2 separate regions of the Homo sapiens genome follow, and region 2 is linked to region 1. Evidence: read pairs that join two places in POLR2A ChIA-PET (ENCODE). Cell type or tissue: CD4-positive, alpha-beta T cell. All regions are shown on one strand.

The links. ChIA-PET counts read pairs that join two places held together with the same protein. Peaks named below come from ENCODE experiments on the same cell type or tissue, not always from the same donor. Only the 100,000 strongest peaks of a DNase experiment are listed, where the experiment ranks them.
Region 2: POLR2A ChIA-PET joins it to region 1 with 5 read pairs; 6 of 35 experiments call an interaction of 5 or more read pairs at or near these places.

The regions. Positions count from the first base shown.
Region 1 is chr18:58,590,098-58,598,097 of GRCh38, reverse strand. The region is part of intron 3 of ALPK2 (alpha kinase 2); the gene reads left to right. Among named protein-coding and RNA genes, the nearest start is that of SNORA108, 6.5 kb to the left of the region's middle. In CD4-positive, alpha-beta T cell, no CTCF peak of the experiment used is centred here; no DNase peak of the experiment used is centred here.
Region 2 is chr18:58,688,013-58,696,012 of GRCh38, reverse strand. All of the region lies in intron 2 of MALT1 (MALT1 paracaspase), which reads right to left. All of the region lies in intron 2 of LOC105372146 (a long non-coding RNA gene), which reads left to right. It also overlaps the pseudogene MRPL37P1. Among named protein-coding and RNA genes, the nearest start is that of MALT1-AS1, 20 kb to the right of the region's middle. In CD4-positive, alpha-beta T cell, no CTCF peak of the experiment used is centred here; DNase peaks (open chromatin) are centred at 3,012 and 7,892; H3K4me3 peaks cover 527 bases; H3K27ac peaks cover 2,395 bases.

The DNA.
Region 1 (8,000 bases):
ATAGTCAGCTTGAGCTACCCTACCAAAATACCATAGTGTGGGTGGCCTAAACAACAGAAGTTTCTTTCTCACCGTCCTGGAGGCTGGAGGTCCAAGATTGAGGTGCCAGCATGGTTAGGTTCTGGTAAGGGCCCTCTTCCTGGTTTGCAGAAGCTGCCTTCTCACTATGTTCTCACATGGGACAGAGAGAAAGAGAGAGAGTGCAAGCTCTCTGGTATCTCTTCTAAGGGCACTAATCCTGTCATGAGGGCCCCACCCTTGTGACCTCATCTAAACCATATCACCTCCCAGAGGCCCTGCCTCCAAATACCATCACATTGTGGGTTAGGGCTTCAACATATGACTTGGTGGGGGACATAATTCAGTAGCTAGCACAGCTCCAAATATGGAAGTGTTCTGGCTATATACAGGGCCAGACTAAGATGAGCCAGTGGGGGTGGACAGGGACCCACTGGTTCAGAATCAGAAATCTGCAGCACTCTGTGAGAGTGTAAGTAGACACACTAAGTATCATAAGTAGATACTCAGCTCTCAAGCCAGACTACCCAGGTCCAATTCTTGGCCTCATCTCTTACTTGGGCAGGTTGCTTAACCTCTGTCTGCCACGATTTCCGTATCTGTAAAATGGGAATGATTACAGTATCTACTTTGCAGGGTTGGGTGAAGATTAAATGAGATAATACACATAAGGAAACTTTTTGAACAGTGCTGGTACTCAACAAATGCTAAGTAAATGCTCATTCTTTCTGCCCTGAGATCTCCTGTGTATTGTTAGACACAGCCATTCTTTGTTTTTGTTTTTTCTTTCGAGTTGGAGTCTCACTCTGTCACCCAGGCTGGAATGCAGTGGCACAATCTCAGCTCACTGCAACCTCCACCTCCCAGGTTCAAGCAATTCTCCTGCCTCAGCCTCCTGAGTAGCTGGGATTACAGGTCCCCACCACCACACCTGACTAAATTTTTTTGTATTTTAGTAGAGACGGGGTTTCACCATGTTGCCCAGGCTGGTCTCAAACTCTTGACCTCAAGTGATCCACCTGCCTCGGCCTCTCAAAGTGCTGGGATTACAGGCATGAGCCACTGCACCGGGCCAATTTTGTTTTTTTTTAATTAGCTTGGGGTGGTGGCACACACCTGAGGCCCCAGCTTCTTGGGAGGCTGAGGTAGGAGAACTGGTTGGGCCTGGGGGGTTGAGGCTGCAGTGAGCCATGATCATACCACTGCACTCCAGTCTGGGTAACAAAATGAGACCCTGTCTCAAAAGCAAACAAACAAACAAAAGATTTGTGGGAGGAATTAACACAACGCATCCAGGGGTTCTGTTCTTCACTGAGTCTTGCCTCAAGGGCAGCAGGCAAAAGAGCCATTCCACATACAGCCATCTGAACTGGGGGAAATGATTTGAATGAACTGTGGCTTGTTGGTGGTCAGAGGCTCTGTTGCTGAATCCTTAGGGGACTGGGTGAGCAGAATAATCTAACAGGCCTCCCACAGCTGCTGTAGGAGAAGGCCCTGTTGTCAGTAGCTCTGGTCACCATTTGAACTGCAGGGTGTCAGTGACTGCTCCCTTTCTGTCCTTGTCACTTCCCATTCCCTGCGGCGGCTGCTGCAGCAGCCAGATGGAGATTCTTCTCCTGTTGGAGCTGCTCCTTGACAGCCCTAATGAGGCTGCTCCCTTGGCCCTGTGCAGGGTGCCCTGCTTGCCCGTCTGCCTGCTAGTGGCTGCCTCGGCTCACCAGTGGGCACCAGGAGGTGGCAGCCAGGCAGAGGCATCATGAGATGGTCAGATCAAGGAGATAGAGAGGGACACAGGACACAGCCAGCACCGAGGCCCTGACAACAGAACGGCAGACGAAGGGAAGCCACTGACTTGTGACGGGCTTCTTCCCTGACTACAGGTCTCTGAGCCTGCTTTTGGGAGAGAAATTCTCAGACCTGGTTTTGCTCATTCCCCCTTTCTGGGTCCAGCAATTCATTTTTTAAGAAGGAAAACCAACTCTTAACAGCCACACAGTGCATGCGGGGGCAGCTTGCCAGTCATTGAGTAGGGAACTCAGATCAAATTGAGCAGCTAGTGGAGTGACAGCTGATGTTTTCCTGAGAATTTAATAAGGGGACCTTTACCCTTGATGGAAACGTTGGAGTCACCAAGCTGGAAGTGACTTCAAGATGTTGCCGCTCAGAGCCTGGTCTTGGACCACCAGCATCAGCATCCCCTGGGAGCTTGTTAGAATGGCAAAATCCCAGCTCCCTCTCCAGACCAGCCAATCAGAACCTGCATTTTAATGACATCCCAAGTGATTCGTGTGCATTTTTAACACAGGAGAAACCCTGCTGTAAGGCTTAGGCTTAGCCCACTCCTGGCTATACATTACCTCTGGGGAACTTTAAAAAAGTATTGATGCTTATATCCCACCCCTAAAAAATTCTGTTTTAATTGGTCAAATCCAACTGGTCTAGTCCACTGCCTACACCCTATAGGTCACCCAAGGCCCAGAGAGATCACAGGACCCATCCAAAGTAACACAATGGGTTAGGAACAAAGCTAGGGTTAGAACCCCAAAATTCTGTTTCCCAGGGCCCCGGAGTCCATTATGTTAATCACTGCATCTCATCCTACCAGTGCCATCCTCCCAAACAAAATCTATTAAGATGTATCCTGGAATATAATTCAAAAAGGAGTGATCATAAGGACTTCATTCAAAAATAAGGATTCATGGAGGGCCTACTATATGCCGGGGACTGTTCTAGACCCTAAGGTTACAGCAGCAAATACTGGAGTCCCTGATCTCATGGGAAAGGGATCGCAAGAGGAGCCAGACATTTAACACACCAGGAACTATGTAATGGGTCAGGTGAAAAAAGATAAAGCAGCACGAGGGAGGGAAGGCGCATGACGGTGGGAAGGTCTCTCTGGTGAGGGGCTCTGAGCACAGGGGTGAAAGTACAGAGCGGGAGGTGATGTGGTTATTACCTGGGGAAGGCAGGTTCTCTTCACCTTCTGTGACTCCCACGTCAGCTCATTGCTTGTAGGCCATGGCACATGGTCATGACTTTGGATTTGATTTGGAGTGAGATGGAGACACATAAGAGGGTTTCTGAACAGAGATGTGATGACATTTTCTGGCTAAGTGTAAAAGGATGACTCTTATCTCAGTGATGTGAATGTATCCTCTGGAGAAGACTCAGGGCACAGATGGGGACTGCAAGCAACCATCGCGGTAATTCAGATGAGACGGTGGTGCCTCCACCCAGGACGGTCCTGCAGAAGGTGGGAGGAAGCGGCCAGGTTCTGAGTGTGTCTGACAGGAGCTGCTGTTGGACTGGATGCTGGACGTGAAAGGGGAGTGAAAGACGGACTCCAGGATTTTTGCACTGAGCAATTGGTAGAATGGAATTGCAGTTTTGTGGAGACAAGAAGCAGGTTTGGATAAGGACATCCACAGTTTGGCTTGGGGCGTGCTGGGTGTTTGATGAATTAGCAGAGCTCTGGGCCTCTGTGGCTAGGGACATTTGTGCTGCTGAGAGCTGGGGCTGCCGGCCATGGCTTGTCTGATGGAGCATTCATCTTAGTCCTGCTCCCAAGATGATGGGCCTTTCAGAGAATAGATTTACAGTTTAAACTTAAGATTGTTTTGGTATATTGTCACAATGCTCCTTAAGATTTCTGGGACATTATGCTCGCTTGGTGACCTATTAGGTGCTGGGGGTGGAAATTGTTTCTGGATAACTTTGAGTTTTCTTTTAATAAGAAGGGTCAGTCATCTATTAACTAAGCGTGGTGGTAGTAATGCCATAGGATTTTTTTCCTTTCTGAAATCAGTTTGCCCACTTCTTGTTCAAAGAATCTCTGGTGGGTCTGCGTTGCTCCCAGAGGCTCAGAAAGCTGTCAAAAGGGCAGAGCTTCTGCGCCAAGTGGAAGCCAGGAAACCGCTCCCCATGCATCCCCAGGAAAAGATCCTGGCTCTACCATGAACATGCCTGTTCCCTGACGTGTTCGCTATTGTACAAGAGTCCATGTCCATTTATTTAGTTCAGTGCTTCTGAGTGCTGGCTGCCCAAAGGAATAGCCTAGAAACCTTAAAAAAAAAACTGATGGTGAAGGTTTCACCCCATTATGCTGCTTAATTGTGCTTTTTTTTTTTTTTTTGGTTGGGGGAAGAGGTGGGCCCTGGCACTGGTATTTTTTTCCTTTTATTATTTTTATTTATTTATTTTTGAGATGGAGTTTTTGCTCTGTTGCCCAGGCTGGAGTGCAATGGTGCGATCTCGGCTCACTGCAACCTCTGCCTCCCAGGTTCAAACAATTCTCATGCCTCAGCCTCCCAAGTAGCTGGGATTACAGGCATGCACCACCACGCCTGGCTAATTTTTGTATTTTTAGTAGAGATGAGGTTTCACCATGTTGGCCAGGCTGGTGTTAAACTCTTGACCTCAGGTGATCCACCCGCCTTGGCCTCCCAAAGTGCTGGGATTACAGGTGTGAGCCACTGCACCCGGTCTTTTTTGCCTTTTTTTTTTTTTTTTTTTTTTTGAGACAGAGTCCCTTCCTGTCACCCAGGCTGGAGTACAATGGGGAAATCTCAGCTCATTGCAACCTCCACCTCCCAGGTTCAAGCGATTCTTCTGCCTCAGCCACCCAAGTAGCTGGGATTACAGGCGCATGCCACAACGCTCTGCTAATTTTTGTATTTTTAGTAGAGATGGGGTTTCACCATGTTGGCCAGGCTGGTCTTGAACTCCTGACCTCATGATCCACCTGCCTTGGCCTCCCAAAGTGCTGGGACTACAGGCGTGAGCCCCTGCACCCAGCCCCTTTTTTTCTTTTTAAATAGACTTTAATTTTAGAGCAGTTTTGGGGTCACAGCAAAATTGAGCATAAGACACAGATAGTTCCCACATACCCTCTGTCCGGCATGGTACATTTGTTACAATCCATGAATCCACACTGACATATCATCACCCCAAGTCCATAGTTTACATGAGGGTTCACTCTTGGTGTCCGTTCTACAGGTTTGGACAAAGGTGTCCTGACATGTATCTACCTCTGCAGAATCAGCAGTAGTCTCCCCGCCCTAAAATCCTCCGGCCCTGGTATTTTTACGAAGCGCTCCAAGTCACTTGAACGTTCAGCCAGGGCTGAGAACTATTGATTTAGTCTTACTGTGTGCCAGGCTTTGCTTTCAGCACTTTATAGGAGTTAATCCCTTAATCCTCATGTCACCGGGTTGATGGAGGTTCAGCTATTGTCCAGAGCTGTCAAGTGGCTTCTCCAACGCTGCGGAGCAGATGGGCCGGCATGTGAACCCAGGCACATTCGCTGCTAAGTCTGTCCCTTAACCACTATGCAGTACTGACTTTGCCAACTGCCTCTGCAATCGGCTTCGAATTGTCCTCGGGTGAAGAAGAAAAGTAAACTTTCCCCTGCAGTTCACACACACATAGTGCCCCTGGACAGAATTCCGCACCCTCCACACCGGAGCTCCTCCCCACCCACTGCCCCAGTTCTTCAGGGCCCTCTCCCCCAGCCCTACCTCCTGCGAATCCCACATCAGCTCATTGCTTTATTGTCCCTTACACATGACCTGATCATTCCAGCTCCGGTGCATCTGCCAGGAATGCCCTCCCCTCTTTCCACCCAGCCAAAATGTAATTCTTCCCTGCGGGGCTCGAGTTCTGTGCTCCTGGCTTCATTTCCTGAAGGCCCAGGCCCCTGTGACCTCTCCTGTCCTAACCACCAGAAGTGCTGGCTGCCTTGGCTGTGCCTTTTGGAATTCAATGACACTGGATTTTGCAAATTGTGTACTGCTCCCTGTTTAATACCCAAAAGTCTCATCCCTGGGGAAGGAACCATGTCTTCTACTAATTTCTTGTTTCCCTTCTCAAGTCCCATGCAGTGTGCTAAGCATGTATAGTTGCAGGTCCAGCAGGACACATGGGAGAACGGGGTGTTCCTGCTCATTGGGGGCCACAGGTCACATCAGATATGGAGAGCAAGAACATTTGCTCCTCATCCCCGGTCTGTGGTATGAAATGCAGTTAGCGTCTTACAGAATTATTTTCCATCCCTTCCTACATGACTATTTTATTTGCTTCCCAGTGAACTGGAACCTGAGGTCTAAACCCCTTAGTATGGGATGGAAAACCTTCCACGATCTGGGCTCAGCCACCTCTTGGCAGGTGACCATATCTCCTGATCCACCTGGGCCAGCCTCACTTTCCCTAGCATGGCCCCAGTCTCTGCCTGTTGCTTTGGTGTATTAAGAGAGTCCCTTTTCATTCTCTGAAGTGTCCTGTTTAAACAGTGAACAACGCAGTTACTCTACCTTCCCACCTACCACTTCCCCAAGTTCCAAATTAAAAATGGCTTATTGTTTCCTGGGAGGGCCTGAAGCTTTCCTGCCTCCTTCCACATTTAGGCTATTCCTTCTGCCTAGAATGATCACCCCTCCACCAACCACAGGCACACACCATCTTTCCTGCCAAAATCCTACCCTGTATTTCCTGGTCTGCTTCAGCTGTTGAGCTCCCCAGGAAACCTCCCTTCATTATCTTGCATGCCCCCAACACCTGAATCCTTATAACTGGCACGCTTGTTAATGGTGCCTGGCACACACTGTCCTGTATTATAGCTGTTTGTATAGACAAGTCATTTCCCTTACTGGATGGGAGGCTCCTGAGAAAAGAGCCTAGGAATTTCACATCTTTATCATCCACATAGTGGCTAACACAATGCTTTATACATGGTAGACATTTCCTACCATTTTTTTGGCCGTATAACTTAAGACGTGTCACATCTTCTCTGGGCCTCAGTTCCAACATCTGTAAGATAGTTCCAATTCCTGTATCTGTTAGGGTCTAATCAGGAAGACAAAAACCATTTTGAAGCATTTAGTGCAGGGTTGCACAGATGATTGAGCCAACAGGGAACAGTGAGGTCACTCAGAGCCACTATCTCCTGGGCAGCAGAGACAAAGGGAGGAGTCAAGACTCCCAGTTCCAGGTCACAGGCCACAGAGCAGAAACTGGACCTCTGGTAGGCTGTCCCATGGGACCTGGAACTATGAAAGAGATGGTTTCTTCCTTCTTCCCTTCCCAGCCCCCAATCTACTGTCTCTCTTTGGTCAAACACAGCAAGAAGCCAGCAGTCATGGGAGCCGGGTGTTGCAGCCTCAGGGGTCAGCCCTGGTGATAGAGAGCAGAACCGGGGAAGAAGGCAGGTGGGTGAGAACCGGCCTGGGAGAGACACAGCTCTGAGGTCCGTTTCGGCTCTTTAGGTGTGTGGTTCAATCAATCTGTTGAATAAATAACTGAATAAATTGGTAAATGTATGAGGAATCTCCTCATTGTTTTGAAAGGTATCAAGTTACTTATAGAAAATATGATCAAGAAATTCAGAGAATTCTTCCATCTCCAGGACAAACATAGTTTTGGGGCTTGGGAAAGACCAAAGTCTTTCCTATTCCTTCAGTTATAAAAATGATTATTGATAGCAGTTGTTAGGCAGCTAATAAAATACAGACACTTGGCTTAAGAAAATAATGATGACTTTCACCTGGTGCTATGGCCAAGGAAAGGACACGGATGTCATCATGTGATTATTTATTGAGTGGAGCCCTCTTCCCCCTCCCTGCTGCAATGGGAGGGAAGGCTCAAAACATTCGCAGCCACTGGAGGGGGAGCTTCAGAGGCCTCCCTCCCCCTGCATTCCTGGCTGAAGGGGTGAAGACACTACAGACCTCGTGTTTCCAGATCTTGTTTTCTTTCACTGGAAAGTGGAATGCATAATAAAATGGAATGCCTGTGGTGCAAGATAGTGGTTGTATAGTATCTAAATTCCAGAGATAATTCCAAATCTTTTTTTTTTTTTTTTTTTTTTAGATGGAGCCTCGCTCTGTCGCCCAGGTTGGAGTGCAGTGGTGCAATCTCAGCTCACTGCAATCTCCGCCCCTGGGTTCAAGCGACTCTCCTGCCTCAGCCTCCCAAGTAGCTGGGATTAC
Region 2 (8,000 bases), 98 kb before region 1:
CAGCCACAGGGTAGTTCTCAGTGTTAGCTCATGGAAATGTTTGGTCATAAATGCTCATATGGCTGCCACTTCAGTCAAGTTACGTGCACTGTTAGTAACAGACGTGTTAAGTTGCAATGTCTGCTATTGTCTGAATATGTGCCCCCAAATTCATGTGCTGGAAACTGAATCCCCAATGTAACAATGTTGGGAGGTAGGGCCTAGCGGGAGGCTCTACCCTCACGAATGAATTAATGCCGCTGTAATAACGGGGTTTGCAGGTAGGTTCTCTCTCTTTTGCCATGTGAGGACACAGCAAGAAAACCTTCATCAGAAGCTGGTTCTTTGATCACGGACTTCCCAGGCTCCAAAACTGTGAGAAATAAATGTCTGTTCTTTAAAAATTACCCAGTCTGTGGTACTGTATTATGGAAGCATGCAATGGACAAAGACAACACCATTGAAAACGTCTTCAAATGACTGCATTATTATTTAGTATTGAAATGAAAATGATTTTGGAAGAGAAAGACACAGAAACAGAGCAGTGAGATATATATTTGATATACCTGTGACACAAACATTCCTCATTTGAGGAATAACTGCCAACATCTAAGCTTGGAAGACTTTTGACAGGAATTTGGAAGAAAATCCTAGTCAATAATGGAACACCCCCAACTCCTTCTCTTGCCTCTCTCTCACTCACTCGCCCCAGGGAAGCACATGACTGTGGCAGGAGGCCATTCAGGTAGCCCTGCAGAGAGGCTCAAGTGGTAAGAGTATTAGTCTGTTTCACACTCCTGATAAAGGCATACCCACGACTGGGCAATTTACAAAAGAAAGAGGTTTAATAGACTTACAGTTCTACGTGGCTAGGGAGGACTCACAATCATGGTGGAAGGTGAAAGGCATGTCTCACATGGCGGCAGACAAACGAGAAGAAGGTGCGGGCAGGGAACCTCCCCTTTATAAAACCATCAGATCTCATAAGACTTATTCACTATCACAAGAACAGCAGAGAAAGACCTGCCCCCATGATTCAATTACCTCCCACCAGGTCCCTCCCACAACACATGGGAATTCAAGATAAGATTTGGGTGGGAATACAGCCAAACCATATCTCTACAGAAAGAAACAGATCTCCCGCCACAGCCAGTGAGGAAATGAGGTCTCTTGACAACACCTGTGAGAGAGCCATCTGAGAAGATCCTCCAACCCTGGGGAAACCTTCAGATGACTGCAGACCTGGCTGACAGTCTGACTGCTGCCTCACGAGAGACCCTCAGCCAGGACTACCCAGCTAAGCCACTTCTGGACTACTAGCCTCAGAAACTGTGTGAGATAATAAACAGTTGTTGTTTTTCACTTCTGACTTGGGGGTAATTTATTAATGCAGCAATAGATAACTGACATAAAAGAAACCAAAGCTAGAAAAGCTTACATTTGCAAAAGTTGTAATTAATAAAACTGGGTTAGCTGGCTTTTAGGAAGTAAAGAAAAAGATAATTAAAACTTATAAAACTTAATTTCCTGCACCTACTTTTATTTTCTTTCCTTGTCTATACTGAATGTGACCTCATAACAGTGTCTTTTTCTTCTACCACCCACCAATGCAAAGAAACAAAACAAGATTACAAGTAAAAAGGAAACAGTGTAAATAACAGTAATCTTAATACATCAAAGGTACTAAACTTTCTAGGAAAAAAAATAATGTTCATGAAAGTCACAGCACAAAGATACTAAATAAAAGCAAAATTAAAAATGAGTAAATATTTATTGTATACCTAGCACATTTGAGGGCCTCGAGAAGCCCTAGAAAATCTTTAGTAAATATAGTAGAGCCTCTCAGAATTTTAAACTCTTGCCAAGGGAGGACATTCATATTCATTAATCCTTTATGTCGAGGCCAAGTTAGTACAGGACGGATGAAGTTCAGAATTTTTCTGAAATCTGTGATACATGTTGGTAGGAAAGGTGGAAAATGGGATAAGCACTCTTGCTGAAGCCAGCAAATTCATAACACTGTATTTTAATGTCCCCACATTTACCATTCATCTGCCAGGAGAGTTTTACATCACAACTTTAAAATACAAAGATTCTGATTTCCCAAGTTTCGATGTGACAGGAAAAAGTTGCAACAATGACAAAAGAGAACAAGTAATAAATCTAAAAAATATAGGAGTTTTGGCTATCCTGGCTTTAAATTTGAATGTCCTATAGCCACCACCAATTTTATATGTCCCAAATCCCTTCTGACACAAAATCTACTCCTCTGCCAGTCCCCACAGTTTCCCCATCTCAAAGATGGTAAACCAGTCTTACTGCCTACCACCATCCATCTGGTTACTCAGGACAAAAACTTTGCAGTTTCTTAGCATCATTCTTAAGGGCCCTAGGATTTTCAGAATGGTAAATGGGCACTGGCTTCAACGTAAAGTTGTCAGCTGCATTGGCCCCTAACAAGAGTCAGCCAGGCACTGACTTCTCTCTAGCTATCAAAGTTCTAGATGACATCTTCTTCCAATAGAAGGCTGTTTCATCTACACTGAAAAATCTGTTTATTATAGCCATTTTCTTTAATTATCTTAGCTAGATCTTTTATTGCTTTTTTGTTTTGAGACAAGGTCTGTCTCTGTTACCTAGGCTGGAGTGCAGTGTCATGATCTCGCTCACTGCAACCTCCGCCTTCCAGGTGTAAGCAATTCTCCCACCTCAGCCTCCCGAGTGGCTGGGACTACAGGCAGGTGCCACTGTGCCTGGCTAATTTTTTGTATTTTTTGCAAAGACGGGGTTTCACCATGTTGCCCAGGCTGGTATCAAACTCCTAAGCTCAAGCAATCCTCCTGCCCTGGCCTCCCAGAGTGGTGGGATTATAGACACCATGATCAATTACGAGCCACCATGCCTGGCATTAGCTAGATCTTCTGGATGACTTGCTGCAGCTTCTCCACTAGTACTTGCTGCTTCACTTTGCACTTTTATGTTACAGAGACAGCTTATTTCCTTAAACCTCATGAACCAACTTTTCTTCCGCAGCTTCCTCACCTCTCTGTCTTCACAGAAATGAGGCGAGTTAGGGCCTCACTCTGGATTAGGCTTTGGCTTAGGGGCATGCTGTGGCTGGTTTGATCTATCCAGACTACTATAACTTTCTCCATCTCAGCAATAAGGCTGTTTTGCTTTCTTATCATTCGTGTGTTCACTGAAGTAGCATTTTTAATTACCTTCAAGAACTTTTCTTCTGCATTCGCAACTTGGTTAACTGGCACAAGAGGCCTAGCTTTTCAGCCTATCTCAGCTTTTGATATGCCTTCCTCATTAAGTAAAATCAATTCTAGCTTTTGATTTAAAGTGAGAGACATGTGACTCTTCCTTTCACCTGAACACTTAGAGATCACTGTAGGGTTATTAATCAGCCTAATTTCAATATTGTTGTGTGTCACTGTTCTTTCACTTGAACACTTAGAGACGATTGTAGGGTTATTAATCAGCTTAATTTCAATATTGTTGTGTCTCAGGGAATAGGGAGGCCCAAAGAGGGAGTGGGGAGGTGGGAGAGGAAGAGGGACAGGGAGGGAGGGAGGGAGGGAGGGAGAGAGTGAGAGAGAGAGAGAGAGAGAGAGAGAGAGGAATGGCCAGTCGGTGGAGCAGTTGGAATACACATGACATTTATCAATTAAGCTCAACTTCTTATAGTGGCATAATTTGTGGCACCCCAAAACAATTATAATAGTTTTTTTTTCCTTTGCAATGCAAGGGCTCTTTATTGTCAGTGAGACCACCAGGCTAGATGAGCACTGAGGCTCCAGGGGGACCCCAGGCCCTCTTCAGTGGGAGAAGGCAAAGGTGGGTTTCGGGCCTCAGAATGGTCCTTGGCTCACGTAGCACCATGTAAATACAGAGCTAAAAACTTCCTGGATGTCTCCCACTGGAAACCAGTCAGCCCAACGCATTCCACAACCACCCTCTTTTTTTTTTTTTTTTTTTTTTTTTGAGACGGAGTCTCGCTCCGTCGCCCAGACTGGAGTGCAGTGGCGCGATCTTGGCTCACTGCAACCTCTATCTCCCAGGTTCAAGCAATTCTCCTGCCTCCATCTCCTGAGTAGCTGGGATTACAGGCACGTGCCACCATGCCTGGCTAATTTTTTGTTGTTTTTTTTTTTTGAGACGGAGTCTCGCTCTGTCACCCAGGCTGGAGTGCAGTGGCGCAATCTCGGCTCACGGCAAGCTCCGCCTCCCGGGTTCATGCCATTCTCCTGCCTCAGCCTCCTGAGTAGAGTAGCTGGGACTACAGGCGCCCGCCACTACGCCCAGCTAATTTTTTGTATTTTTAGTAAAGACGGGGTTTCACCACGTTAGCCAGGATGGTCTCGATCTCCTGACCTCGTGATCCACCCACCTCAGACTCCCAGTGTTGGGATTACAGGTGCGAGCCACTGGGCCCGGTCCCACCTTCTTTTTTATCACTGGGAGACACCAAAAATGCTGAGAGAGTAGCTGGCATGATTCCACCCAGACCAAACTCTTGCCACACTTGTTAAGAGGCCAGGTCTGTGGTGTTCTACTGTAACACCAGGAAATGGAATGCACGTCCGTCTGTGCATGTACTCTGCACAACCACGGGCTGCTCCGAGATCTTGGTGTCATTGCCACAGAGGAGCTGGGCCTGAGCCAGGGCAATGCCAAAAGCAAACAGGATCATCTTGGCCCACAGCTGATCTGGTTGAAGGCTATGTGGTTGCAAATCGGCTTTCTCCAGGAAGTGCAGGATATGGAGATAGGGGTAAGGATAGCCCTCCCAGAATCCTGTGTCATCTTTCACATCAGAAACATTGCATTCCTGAAGATCAGTAGTGGGGAGAGGGGACAGAAGGCCTCGAGAACATGATTTTTAGTAGCTTCAACCTCTTCTCTGGAGGAGATGGCGGGGGCAGAGGATCCTTGGCACTCAGCCGGCTCCACTAGAACCATGACCCTGAAGAACAGACACAATTCCAGGTGGTGGATAACGTGGAGTTTTGGGCACAAATCTGCCTGGCCAGAGAAGGATGCCTGAGAATCTGAGACTTACACAACTTTATCAGACTGTCCACAATGACCAGACAGCAGGCCTCTCTCCTGGGGCCGTACTCAGTACAGTGCCAGAGACAGGCATGAGAGATCAAATTCAGAAGACGCTCATCTTGGTTCTCTATGTGGTTCCTTGTATCATCAACAAGGCCAAGTACTTTCTCAGGAAGGCATTTTATTAACTTGGCCTCGGTAAGCCAGAGGGCCTGCTTGACACCCCTGAGAAGGCGGCAACGCTGGTGAAAGACATAGCAGGCCTGGTCTTTGTATGGTGGCTGCTCGTGAATGGAGCTTGAGCAGCAGAACTTTGGGTGCTTCGAGCCAGGGTCCCAGGGTCGTGAACGGGGTGAACAGAATTTTGGGTGTTTCTACCCAGGGTCCCAGGGCAGGAAGATCAGCGGTGGCAGCCCGGGCGTGAAGTACATCTCTCTCACAGAGGGGATGGGCTCCGGTCCAGGGATCTCGTACACTCCATCCAGGGGAGGAGGCTCTGGCTTCCACATGGAGTGCATGCCCCACTCACAGGCTCCACCTCTCGGGGCCCCGAAGCTCCCAAGGTTGAGCTGCCTGGAGCTAGTCAGTGCCTGCCTAGCGGCACCATACTGATCTGCCAACACCATACTGATCTGGTCTTAAGACCACCAACACCATACTGATCTGGTCTTAAGACCGCCACCTGGATGCCACCATCTTACCAGGCACCAACAATCACAGTAGTAACACCAAAGATCACCGATCACAGATCACCACGACAGATATAATGAAAAAGTTCGAAATATTGTAAGAGTTACCAAGGTGTGACACAGAGATATGAAGTAGGCACATGCTATTGGAAAAATGGCACTGACAGACTTGCTAGACACATGGGTGCCGCAAGCTTTCAACTTGCAGAAAGTGAAGTATCTGCAAAGTGCAATAAAGTGAAGCATAATAAAACAAAGTGTGCCTGTACTTAGAATAAAAAATCCAGATTCCTTACCATGGCTACAAAGTCCTCCACGAACTGCTCCTTTGGCCCCTCCGCTCTTCTCCAGGCTCACCAAGCTCCAGCCATACTGGGCCTCCTTCCTTCTATAAGCCAAGCTCTTTTCTGCCTTTCCACTTACCAGTCCTCTGCTGGGTTCTCCCCACAAGCTCCGCTTTGCCATCCCCCGCAACCGCCACCCCACTGGCTTCCACTATTCTACTGTTTCATGGCAGGCTCTTTCCTCATCATCCAGGTTTCTTACTAAAATATCACCAGCTTCTCTGGGAAATGTCTCTAAATTAGGTACCCTCCCACCCCCCAGTTATCTATTACATTCACCCAGTTCAGTGTCCTTCACTCTCTAAAATCCCTGTTTCTTACTGTCCGTCTTAGGTATTAAAATAGAAGCTCCATGAGGGCAAGGCCAAGGACCTTGATGGTCTTAGTCACCAGTTCATTCAGCACCTAGAATTGTGCCCACATATGGCACTGCAGTGGGTGTTAGTGGGTGTTCAACACGTGTTTGTTGAATATATATAATAATAACAGAAATTACTACAGCAGCAAGTTACTGACTGCTTTACATGCACCAGGCATTTTTATCACTAACCTTTGAAATAACCACACAAGGTAGATACTAATTACATCTATGTTACAATGAAAAAAAGGTACGTAATTTGCAGAAGGTCACCCAAATTACCTGGGGTAAATTAAACTCTCTGAGACTTTTTTTTTTTTTTTACATTGTAAAATGGCAGAACCAGGATGCAAACCTAGGTTTTCTTGCCTTTTAAAGGTTTTAAACCTTATGTTTTGCTTTCTCAGTGATTCTGTCTTTTTGTTTTTTTGAGACAGGGTCTCACTCTGTCACCCAGGCTGGAGTGCAGTGGCATGATCAGGGCTCACTGCAGTGTCAACCTCCTGGGCTGAAGCCATCCTCCCACCTCAGCACCCCCAATAGCTGGGTCTACGGGTGTGCATCACCATACCCGGCTAATTTTTGCATTTTTTGTAGAGGCAGGGTTTTGCCATGTTGCCCAGGCTGGTCTTGAGCTCCTGGGCTCAAGCAATCCACCTCACCTCAGCTTCCCAAAGCACTGGGATTATAGGAGTGAGCCACCATGACCGGCCTCTTGGTGATTCTCAATATATCTCCCACGGTAATCCCGCTTTCTGCCACAGTGAGCCTACCTTACTGAGAAAGTGTATCACACAAAGAGCAATCCCACACCAGGACACGGCTCATGAATATACCATGGCAAATATTCTCTGCCATTATACAAGGAGATAAGAGACAAGAAGGATGGAAAGGGTTTTTCCTCTAGAGTATCTTACAAAGAAGCAGGTGACTACTGGAAAGGGATCATATGGCCAGGTTCTAAAAGTTATCCTTCCTTTGTATGGGACACAAGACTAAGTGATTTTTAAAATTAGTATTTTTTTTTTTTTTTTTTTTTTTTTTTGTAGAAACAGGGCCTCATTATGTTGCCCAGGTTGGCCTCATATGTTGCCTGGAACTGCTGGCCTCAAGAGATCCTCCTACATTAGCCTCCCAAAGTGTTGGGATTACACGTGTGAGCCACTGTGCCTGGCCAAGACAAAGTAGCTTTTAATGTACATCTAAATTAACAGTTTATAAGCCTGTCCTGCACCAACAACTTTATTAATAAGCGTGTGTGTGTGTGTGTGTGTGTGTGTGTAACATATATATACAATTTATTGCTTCAAAGACTGAGAATTGAAAGGCAAAATGTGATTTGGAAACCACCCCTGGTGAATAGTCAAGAAAATGAGTTGCAATACCTCCCATGTTTTAACCACACAAATTTCCTTCCTCCCACAAAGCCTTGTGCGACAGGGACCCATGGTCAACCCTTAGCCACCCCAATGCAGCACCCACTAGTGAGAAGGTGCTGAACAAAGGTAAAAAAAGAATATGGTATAGTGCTACGTAGGCTGTACGAAGGCATACAAATGAAAGTTCTAT